2 separate regions of the Homo sapiens genome follow, and region 1 is linked to region 2. A link is an interaction called in ENCODE POLR2A ChIA-PET data of the cell type or tissue named here. Cell type or tissue: GM12878. All regions are shown on one strand. Each heading gives the region's core, and the rest is flanking DNA. Links, peaks and the distances in the headings are about the cores only. Region 1 has its middle 14 kb from the start of UBE2D2. Region 2 holds the start of PSD2-AS1 (PSD2 antisense RNA 1).

Evidence for each region. Peaks named below come from ENCODE experiments on the same cell type or tissue, not always from the same donor. Only the 100,000 strongest peaks of a DNase experiment are listed, where the experiment ranks them.
Region 1: POLR2A ChIA-PET joins it to region 2 with 8 read pairs; 3 of 35 experiments call an interaction of 5 or more read pairs at or near these places.

The regions. Positions count from the first base shown.
Region 1 is chr5:139,544,682-139,550,046 of GRCh38, forward strand. It overlaps a transcript of UBE2D2 not described here. Among named protein-coding and RNA genes, the nearest start is that of UBE2D2, 14 kb to the right of the region's middle. RefSeq lists an enhancer at 4,361-4,862. In GM12878, for the core only: no CTCF peak of the experiment used is centred there; a DNase peak (open chromatin) is centred at 2,670.
Region 2 is chr5:139,744,186-139,749,550 of GRCh38, forward strand. PSD2-AS1 (PSD2 antisense RNA 1) reads right to left here and starts at 2,038. Exons shown (of 3, transcript NR_105053.2): 1 at 2,009-2,038; 2 at 985-1,074. It also overlaps a transcript of PSD2 not described here. RefSeq lists silencers at 1-384, 4,054-4,103 and enhancers at 1,908-2,555, 3,694-3,803, 4,501-5,148. In GM12878, for the core only: no CTCF peak of the experiment used is centred there; DNase peaks (open chromatin) are centred at 1,090 and 3,286; H3K4me3 peaks cover 1,232 bases; H3K27ac peaks cover 616 bases.

The DNA.
Region 1 (5,365 bases), core at 213-5,212, 200 kb before region 2:
ACAATAAATAGTGCACATTTAAGTGTGCAGCTCCTTTAATTTTTTACATATGAATACATCATTGAGACTTTCTGTAACCCACTTTATACTGTAGTTTGCTTTTTTTTTTCTTTTTTTAGACAGTCTTGCTCTTTTGCCAGGCTGGAGTGCAGTGGCGCGATCTCGGCTCACTGCAACCTCTGCCTCCCAGGTTCAAGCGATTCTCCTGCCTCAGCCTCCCAAGTAGCTGGGACTACAGGTGTGCATCACCACGCCCGGCTAATTTTTTTTTGTACTTTTAGTAGAGATGGGGTTTCACCATGGTGGCCAGGATGGTCTCGATCTTTTGACCTCGTGATCCACCCGCCTCGGCCTTCCAAAGTGCTGGGATTTCAGGCGTGAGCCACTGCACCTGGCCTGCTTTCTTAACTCAACAATGCTGTGGTAGTTCTTCCATAGGGACATACAGATCTAACTCGATCTAACTCACGCTTTTTATGGTGGAATAGTATTCCATAGTATTAATTATGGTAATCTAATTAACTTTTCCCAATTGATGGATAGATTGTCTTCAATTTTATTATTTTTAGATATGATAGGGATCTCTATGTTGCACAGGCCGGACTTGAATTCCTGGACTCAAGGTATCCTCCTGCCTCGGCCTCTAGAGTAGCTGAGACTATAAGCATATGCCACTGCTCTCAGCTTTGTCTTCTATTTTTTTTTTTTTACTATTGCGTGTTACCAGATTTTAAATTTTCTTTTTTTTTTTTAATTTTTTTTTGTGGTGGAGTCTCGCTCTGTTGCCCAGGCTGGAGCACAATGGCATGATCTAGGCTCACTGCAACTTCCGCCTCCCGGGTTCAAGTAGTTCTCTGCCTCAGCCTCCCGAGTAGCTGGGATTATAGGCACCACCCACCATGCCCAGCTAATTTTTGTATTTTTAGTAGAGACAGAGTTTCACCATCTTGGCCAGGCTGGTCTTGAACTCCTGACCTCCTGATCCACTCGCCTCGACCTCCCAAAGGTCTGGGATTACTGGCGTGAAACACTGAGCCCAGCCTACATTTTTTTTTTTTTGGAAACAGAGTCTTGCTCTGTCGCCCAGGCTGCAGTACAGTGGTGTGATCTCTGCTCACTGTAACCTCCATCTCCCAGGTTCAAGTGACTATTCTGCCTCAGCCCCCTGTGTAGCTGGGATTACAGGCATGTACCACCATGCCCAGCTAATTTTTGTATTTTTTTAAGTAGAGATGGGGTTTCACCATGTTGGCCAGGCTGGTCTCGAACTCCTGACCTCAAGTGATCCACCCGCCTCAGCCTCCCAAAGTGCTGGGATTACAGGCATGAGTCACCGTGCCTGGCCTTAAATTCTATTTCTTTCTTTTTATTTTTTTCTTTTGAGACAGTTCTGCTCTTGTGACCCAGGCTGGAGTGCAATGGCGTGATCTTGGCTCACTGCAACCTCCTTTTCCTGGCTTCAAGCGATTCTCCTGCCTCAACCTCCCAAGTAGCTGGGATTACAGCTGCCCACCACCATGCCCGTCTAATTTTTGTATTTGTAGTAGAGACGAGGATTCACCATGTTGGCCAGGCTGGTCTTGAACTCCTGACCTCATGATCCGCCCTCCTTGGCTTCCCAAAGTGCTGGGATTACAGGCATGAGCCACTGAGCCTGGCTGCCTGGCTAATTTTTGCATTTTCAGTAGAGACAGAGTTTCACCATATTGGCCAGGCTGGTCTTGAACTCCTGACCTCATGAACCACTTGCCTCGGCCTCCCAAAGTGCTGGGATTACTGGCGTGAGCCGACTGTGCCTGGCCTAAATTTTCTTTTGTTTGAAACAGAGTCTTGCTCTGTCACCCAGCCTGGAGTACAGTGGTGAGATCTCAGCTCACTGTAACCGCCACTTCCCAGGTTCATGTGATTATTCTCCCTCAGCCCCATGTGTAGCTGGGATTACAGGCATGCACCACCACGCCCAGCTAATTTTTGTATTTTTTAAAGTAGAGATGGAGTTTCACCATGTTTGCCAGACTGGTCTCGAAATCTTGACCTCAAGTGATCCACCTGCCTTAGCCTCCCAAAGTGCTGGAATTACAGGCGTGAGCCACCGTGCCTGGCCTTAAATTTTCTTTCTTTCTTTCTTCTTTCTTTCTTCCTTCCTTCCTTCCTTCCTTCCTTCCTTCCTTCCTTCCTTCCTTCCTTCCTTTCTTTCCTTCTTTCTTTCTTTTCTTTCTTTCTTTTTTTTTGACAGAGTTTTGCTCTTGTGACCCAGGCTGGAGTGCAATGGCGTCATCTTGGCTCACTGCAACCTCCTTCTCCCGGCTTCAAGAGATTCTCCTGCCGGCCGGGCAAGGTGGCTCACGCCTGTAATCCCAGCATTTTGGGAGGCTGATACGGGCGGATCACGAGGTCAGGAGATCAAGACCATCCTGGCTAACACGGTGAAATCCCGTCTCTACTAAAAATACAAAAAAATTAGACAGGCGTAGTGGCGGGCGCCTGTAGTCCCAGCTACACGGGAGGCTGAGGCAGGAGAATGGCGTGAACCTGGGAGGCGGAGCTTGCAGTGAGCTGAGATCGCACCACTGCACTCCAGCCTGGGTGACAGAGCGAGACTCCGTCTCAAAAAAAAAGTGGCTCACACAGCAAAGGATGTGGCCAAGTCATGTATCTATCATGAGTCAGGGGGTAATTTGTAAAGACAAGAACAGAAAATGCCATGTATTTTTAGTAGAGACGCGGTTTCACCATATTGGCCAGGATGGTCTCAATCTCTTGACCTCGTGATCCACCCAGCTCAACCTCCCAAAGTGCTGGGATTACATGCGTGGGCCACCATGCCTGGCTTTTTTTTTTGTTCTTGAGATGGAGTCTTGCCTGTCACCCAGGCTGGAGTGCAGTGACATGATCTCGGCTCACTGCAACCACCACCTCCTGGGTTCAAGCAGTTCTCTACCTCAGCCTTCCGAGTAGCTAGAAGCTGGAATTACAGGTGCCTGCCACCACACCCGGCTAATTTTATTTTATTTATTTTTTTATTTTTTTTGAGACGGAGTCTCGCTCTGTTGCCCAGGCTGGAGTGCAATGGTGTGATCTTGGCTCACTGCAACCTCTGCCTCTCAGGTTCAAGTGATTCTCCTGCCTCAGCCTCCTGAGTAGCTGGGATTACAGGCGCCTGCCACCACGCCCAGCTAATTTTTGTATTTTTAGTAAAGACAGTGTTTCACCATGCTGGCCAGGCTGGTCTCGAACTCCCCACCTCAGGTGATCTGCCAGCCTCAGCCTCCCAAAGCGTTGGGATTACAGGCGTGAGCCACCGAGCCTGGCCAAAGTTTCATTATAAATTTAATGGCTGGGTGTGGTGGCTCACGCCTGTAATCCTAGCACTTTAGGAGGCTGAAGCAGGCGGATGGTTTGAGCCCAGGAGATCAAGGTTGCAGTGAGCTACAATTGCACCACTGCATTCCAGCCTGGGCGACAGAGCGAGACTCCGTCTCAAAAAAAAAAAAAAAAAAAATAAAAAAAAAAAATAAATAAATAAATAAATAAACGTTCCCTTCAAATAATACCTCCAAAAATGACAGATTTTGTAGGCAACTCATATATGCACGGCCTCTCATTCAAGTGTTCCTCGTTTTCCCACCTCCTCTATAAGATATAGAGGAAGGTTGGGGGACTGTCTGTGGATTGAACCGCCAGACTGTTTTCCAGACAGAAATCCCCCAAGATTGCTACACGGAGTGTGGGCTGAGCCTGCAGGAAACGATCCATCCTCTGCTGATGCACTGTCATCCCAGCCACAAGATCACAGGAAAAGGAGTGGTTGAGGCCTCTGGGAACCCAAAACCCCAGCTTCACAAGGACTGAGCTTGTAGATTTCCCTCATGGGCAAAAGGTTGGCTAGGAGCAGTCTTTTATAATCCCTCTTTTCTCACAAAAATCATCATCATCATCATTATCGTCATTATCAATATTTATCGAGCATTTCCTTCACACCACGAACTTTATACACACCACTTGTTATTTAACCTCACAATCTATGAATATGCTAACATTATCTCCATTTTACTAATGAGAAAAACCAGGTTTCAAGAAGTCAAGTAACTTGTCCAAACTTCACAGTATGGCCTAATAAATAGCAGAGTAGGGCTTGAACCCACTGACTTCAAAGCCCTGGTTCTTTTTTTTTTCTTTTTTTTTTAGATGGAGTCTCACTCTTTTGCCCAGGCTGGAGTGCAGTGGTGCGATCTCAGCTCACTGCAACCTCCGTCTCCCGGGTTCAAGCGATTCTCCTGCCTCAGCCTCCTGAGTAGCTGGGATTACAGGCGCGTGCCACCATGCCCAGCTAATTTTTTGTATTTTTAGTAGAGACGGGGTTTTGCCATGTTGGTCAGGCAGGTTTCGAACTCCTGACATCATGATCTGCCTGCCTCTGCCTCCCAAAGTGCTAGGTTACAGGTGTGAGCCACTGTGCCCGGTCTTAAAAGCCCTGGTTCTAAACCACTGAGAGGTGACAACGTGCTAGCAGCCCTCACTCATTCTGGGCGCCTCCTCGGCCTCGGCGTCCACTCTGGCTGCGCTTGAGGAGCCCTTCAGCCCGCCGCTGCACTGCGGGAGCCCCTCTCTGGGCTAGCTGAGGCCGGAGCCAGCTCCCTCTGCTTGCGGGGAGGTGTGGAGGGAGAGGCCCAGGCAGGAACTGGGGCTGCGCGCATGGCACTCGAGGGCCAGCGCGAGTTCCGGGTGCGCGGGGTCTTGGCGGCCCCGCACTCCGAGCGGCCGGCTGGCGCCGTGGGCCCAGGAAGTGAGGGGCTTAGCACCCTGGCCAGCCGCTGTGGAGGGTGCACTGGGTCCCCCAGCACTGCAGGCCCACCTGCTCTGCGCTCAAATTCTTGCCGGGCCTCAGCACCTGCCCGCAGGGCAGGGCTAGGGATCTGCAGCCCGCCATGCCTGAACACCCTCCCCCTACACCGTGAGCTCGCGGGGCTGGAGACTCCCCGACGGGGCGCCACCCCCTGCTCCGCGGCGCCCCATCCCATCGACCGCCCAAGGGCTGAGGAGTGCAGCTGCGCAGAGCGGGACTAGCGGGCAACTCCGCCCCGGCCCAGCACAGGATCCACTAGGCGAAGCCAGCTGGGCTCCTGAGTTGGGTGGGGACTTGGAGAACTTTTATGTCTAGCTGGAGGAGTGTACATGCGCCAATCAGCACTCTGTGTCTAGCTCAGGGTTCATGGATGCAGCAATCAGCACTCTATCTAGCTAATCTGGTGGGGACTTGGAGAAACTTTATGTCTAGCTAAAGGATTGTAAATACACCAATTAGCACTCTGTGTCTAGCTCAAGGTTTGTAAACACACTAATCAGCACCCTGTGTCTAGCTCAA
Region 2 (5,365 bases), core at 172-5,171:
GTCCTACTGCACCCCTCCCATCACAGTGATCTGTGTGGGCTCATAACAACATAAGCTAGACGGTGATCCTGTATCACCTTCCTGCATTCTGGGAGGCTCGGCCTCCAACTCCCAGACCAGGGAATGGTCTCCACTCCTCCAATCCTTCCCAGGTTCAGAAGCAGGAATGGGGGAAGTCCTGCCTGTCCCCTCTCTGACTTTACTTTCCCTTTCTAGAGCAGGGGTATTCTGGGATGGGAGGACTGAGTGTCCCTGCTGCCTGGTCCTCAGAGTTGGCTAGCTCCCCCCATGCCCCTCATTCCCCCGCCTGCTCGCCTGTAGAGCTGTGGCCCGGGCAGCTGTCCGGCTGAGTGGGTTAGCAACACAAGACAGATGGCGAGGGATTATCTCAGCTTCTCAGAGCACGATGGTGGCAGCGGCGGGGGTGGGGGGAAGGCTCTCACACCCTCCCCATGTGTGTGTACACACACACACACAAATGCACACATGCAGCTCCCCGCTCCTGCCCCAGACCCAGCCCAGCCTCCTGCTATTTATGAGGCGGGCAGGAAGACAAGAGGAGAGATGAGATTATGAGAATTGGTGAGAACCGTGGGACTTGGCAATCTTGTCCCTGCCCCACTTGGCTCCCAGACCACAGGCTGAACCAGCTTCTCAGGCCCTTCTTGGACCCTGCCCCTGCTATTGTGATTTCTCTGCAGCTGCCACCACTGGGAATGGTACATTCAGGAGGGCATGGTTTTACAGAGAAGTTTGAGGCCCAGAGATGTGCGAGCTGCACTCAAAGTCACACAGCAAGTTTGGTTCATTAGCAGGGTAAGTTCTGGGGGGTGGCAGGTGGTGGAGTCTCTTAGCTGTCCTGGCACTGGCTGTGGGGTCCTTGGGTCTTCTGCAAACAAGGTGTTTGCCCTAGCACTTGATGCTGCAGCCCAAGGTCCCACAGGGGCATGTCACAAGGCCAGCTGCTGGCACGCAAGTACTCACAGGCACAGCCTCTTGTTCATATACACTGTCAGGCTCTGGGTGAAGGCTATGTAGAGTTGAGTGACAGAGCTGGGTCTCCAGGCTGTGTCACTGTGAAAGAATTGGGGCAGGGTTAGAACCCCACTAGAGTGAATTCTCCTACCTGTCCCTCAATTTGCCACAGGCAGATGGTGGAGGGACTTTCCAGCCTCGGCCACACACTCAGGCCCCCCTACCACCACATTTGCCCATTAACAGCCCCACTCCAAGTCCTGAGTCATCTATGCTGAGTCGCCTGGGGAGGAGTGTGGGCCAGGAGACTGGGCAGGATTTGCGAATGGCAACCCCAGGGGGCCCTTTTCCCAGCATGGGTGGGCGGGGCCGACGCAGTGGGGAAGGCAGGGTGGAGGCCTTCTGAGAGAACTTCTCTGCTCCTAGCTGCCAATGTCCTGACTTCGCCCCCGTCCCCAAGAGTGACTCAGTGTCTGCTGGATGCGGTAGTGCGGGTGCGGGGCAGTGCGGAGCTGCTGCGGGTTGCCCAGTGCCACTCCCTTCAGAGCAAACCCACTTCTTGAGGCCCCGAGGCCCCCGCCTGGGGGTCTCCTGTGTTCACGTGTGCCTGCCCAGGCTGTCAAGTGAAACATGACCTCAGGGTCAGCCTGGCCTGCCTCTGGGGCTGCATTATTTGCGGGGTTTCCAACATGATGGTACCACCCACACTGTCCGGTCACAAACAAGACCGACACCGCCAGGTTTACCTGCTCCTGCCCCCTCAAACCATTGAATCAGCCCCTCTCTTGCTATTGGATGAGAGGGGTTGCCAGGACCAAGCCCCTCCTCCCCACCGCCAAGGTGACCACACGTCTAGGTATCAGGGGTGGTGGGCCCACTGCAGAGCGCTAGGCCGAACTCATCTCCTGGATCCAGGCCAAGCTCCACCTCTCTGTCTCTCCAGACTCAAGTTGGTCATTTGTATCGTGAAAGCTGGACAAAACTATATCTAAGCTCCCCATCTTCCCTCAAAGCTTGGCCTGGGGAGCCCTACATGAAACCTTGGAGCTTCTGAGCCTTCCCCCACCCCCAGCGGGGGGCTTTTCGTTCTGTGAAGGTCTCAAAGTAACATTCTAAAGAGGCACCGTGAGAGCCAATCAGAGAGCCCATGTAAATAACGGCCCGCTGATTGGCTGTCTCCTTCACGCCCTGAACGAAACTTCAACTTCATCAACTCAGCGAAGATTTTTTCCTCTGGCCTCGCGCGCCCTGCAGAAGGCGGGGCTGGGGGGTCACCCGAGCCTTCTCCCTGCCGCAGGCTACCTGGGCCCGCCGAATGGGATCGCGCTGGGACAGGCGGGGGCGAGTGTGCCGCCCTGACCCTGGCCCCGGGGGTGTTATTCTGGTACAGAATCCCCCGCGGGGGAGGCCCGAGAAGTGAGGCACCCCCGCTTCTTTGTAGGACCGCCACAGAACGGGCTGCAGGCCGCGAGTATAGAGCTTGGCTGGGCGGGATCGATATCTGCCCGCTGGACTGATGCGCGAGGGAGGCTGCTAGACAGGCTGGCTTTGCGGCAGTGTGATGGCCGCGCAGCACCCCCTGACCCCCACGGCTCCCCAACCCCGCCATTCCCTTCATCTAGCGCTCCCGGGGAAGCCGAGGCGGGCAAGTGGCGTAGCGATGGAGGGCGCACCCAGGGGCAGCGACGCTCCCTCGCTCTGGCTCCCAGCCCTGGTGGTGGGTGCAGGAGTGAGGGTAGCCCAGGGTCGCACCCTGCTCCCAACCTCGGCTCGTCCCCACCCTCCACGGTCGTCCGCAGCTCGAGGCAGCCTGCATTTCTGCCAGTATCCTGTCCCCTCGCCCGGTCCTTCGCCCTCCTCCCACTTTCATTGTGTGTCTCCTCTCTGGCTCTGAGGTTCCTCCTCCCTCCCTTCTCTCTCTGGGTGTCTCCGTGTCTATCTCCACATCTCCATCTCCATTTCTTTCTCTGCCTGTCTCTGTCTCTAGCTGTCTCTGTCCCTCAGTCTCTGCTCAGGTCTCCGCTCGCCTCTTGCTCATTTTCGTTCCTCTCTTTGTCTGTCTGACTCTCTCTTGTCTCCCCCCCTTCAGTTACCCCCAACCCCCCGCACACACACACACCTCACAGCCCTGTTTACGACATCCCCTGGGCTGGCAGGTGGGCGGGGCTGCAGCAGAGCGGGGGTGAGAGAGGGAGACGCAGCCTCCCCCCCAGCTGTTAACCTTCACGCTTCAGGCCTCTGCGGATGGCAGAGGAGGGGGAAAGCCCAGCTGCCAGCTTGGCGGAGGTGACCGGGCGGGGGCTGGGGGCTGTCCCTCCCTCTGGGCTCGTCTCTGGGGAGATCTGGGGCCGGAAGGAATGTGGTGGAGGGCGCCTTCGGCTGAGGAAGGCTGTTGCCGGATGGGTGGCCTCCTGAAGGCTTGTGCTGGCGAGGCGGGTGCCCAAAGGGGGCTCTGAGCGGTGTCGGCCCTGCCCGCAGCCCGGCCGGACGTGGGGGCCGGCGTGAGAATCCCGCCCATCTGTGAGCCGGCCTCACGCCGTCAGACCCAATTTATCTCGCCGCCAAAGTTTCACAGCCATCTGCTCGAGTGGAACGGCTTCCAGCGCTGGCCCCACCGGGCCCCCCAGCCAGCGCGGGGATGTTTTCCAATACGACAGCATCGCCCCGCCAAAGCAAGGAGGGGGTGTAGGGGGAGGCGGCAGAGCGCGGTGCGCGGGGCTGGCAGGCAGCCCTCTCCCGCGAGCGAGCCGACCCTGAATTTTAAGCGATTGATCAGGAAGCTCAGGCCGTTCCCATCACTTTGAGCAGCCAAATGCGACGGCGCAGGGATTTCAAGGGGCCTTTGCGGAGGCGGTAATGAGGTCACCGTCACTGCGCCAGCCCGCGGGCGGGAGGGGGCGAAGGTCTGCGGACACGTGTGAACACAGCCTGTGAACCGAGCCACATCTGTATTCACGTGACCCCCGGGGCCCCAGCACTGACCCAGGAAAACTCGGCATTTGGATCTGAGCTGATTCACACTCCCCCGCCCCCACCCCACCTACCCAGCCAGACACGGTTCGAGAGGCTGAGCTAGAACCCAGCCCTGCCACATCCATGATTCCATGATCACCTCAGACAGCTTCAGCACAAGAGCCCCAACTCTCTTCTCCTCCCCGCTATGTGCCTAAAATACACATATTTGGGCACCTGCCCATTGCACTTCTGAACAAGCCTGTGGAGACAGATGTACCCTAGGCCCCCGGTAATCACACAGGTGCACACATTCCAATTACACACCTGACCGCAATGCTCGTGCATTAGTACACTCCCAACCACCACCACTACCACCCCCAAACATGCACACAGGTACTCCATCATTTTCAAGCCAGCACCCAGCAACACACGAGCCCCCAAACTCCCCTCCCCCGGGCGAACTCATGTGCACACTCATTCCCAAGACCCCGAGCTTGCTGCCATGTCCGCGCGGGTGGGCGCCTCCACTGCCCGCCAGGCAGCGCGGGTGCAGACCTCGAAGAGAACAAAGGCCGGGCAGGTGGGAGGGAGGGGCGCTGAGCCCCCGGCCCGTCCTCCTAGGCAATGCTCGTCTGTCTCGGCTCCGCGGCCACCGCATCGAGCGGCTCTGATTGCCGAGTAAATCACCGCGATGATCTGAATAATTATCGTCTCCTGAAAAGGGAAAAAACAGAGAATAAATAAAGAGAGAAGGGAGCAGTCACCTGATTTCTAGGAGCCCTGGGGTATGTTGGGGGGGGTGAATACATAGGGGTGGGTGTCAGTGGCCCCCTGCGGATCCTCGGGACTTCTGTTGGGATGGAGTGCAGGTGGGATGGGCCTCAGGGCAGACAGTCCTTCCTTAAAGGTGGCAGTTAGCATCCAGTCTCCCCCTTCGTCTCCCCAGGGTAAGTCAGGCCCCCTGGAGCACCCAACCGACCCCAGCTGGCTTCTCTGCTTCTTACACACTCAGGCCCACCTGACCTGTAGGGCACCCTCCTGTTCCAGGGCTTTGCTCAGTCGGTTCCCCCCTAGCATGCCCTCTACCCACCACTCTGGCTGGCTTCACTCTCCCATCTCTGAAGTTCAGCCCCAGGTTACTTCCTCTGAGAACTTCTTCCTGACTGCCCAGCCCTCCAGGATCCTTCTCTCCCAGAGTTCCAGTGTCTGATTGCATTTTCTCTGACTGATTTGGGTGTGTTGTCCTGATCTTCTCAGCTGGATGGCAGCTTTGGTGGAAGCAGCTATGTTTTAAACAAAGCAGTAATAGTAGCAACAGCAGCAGCCACTGCCCCATTCTGAGCAGCTAGGATGTGCTGGCCCTGTGCCAAAACATCATCTCACCATGGATCCTCCCCAGAATCCTGTGTGGAAAGTAATGTCTCCATTTAAATAA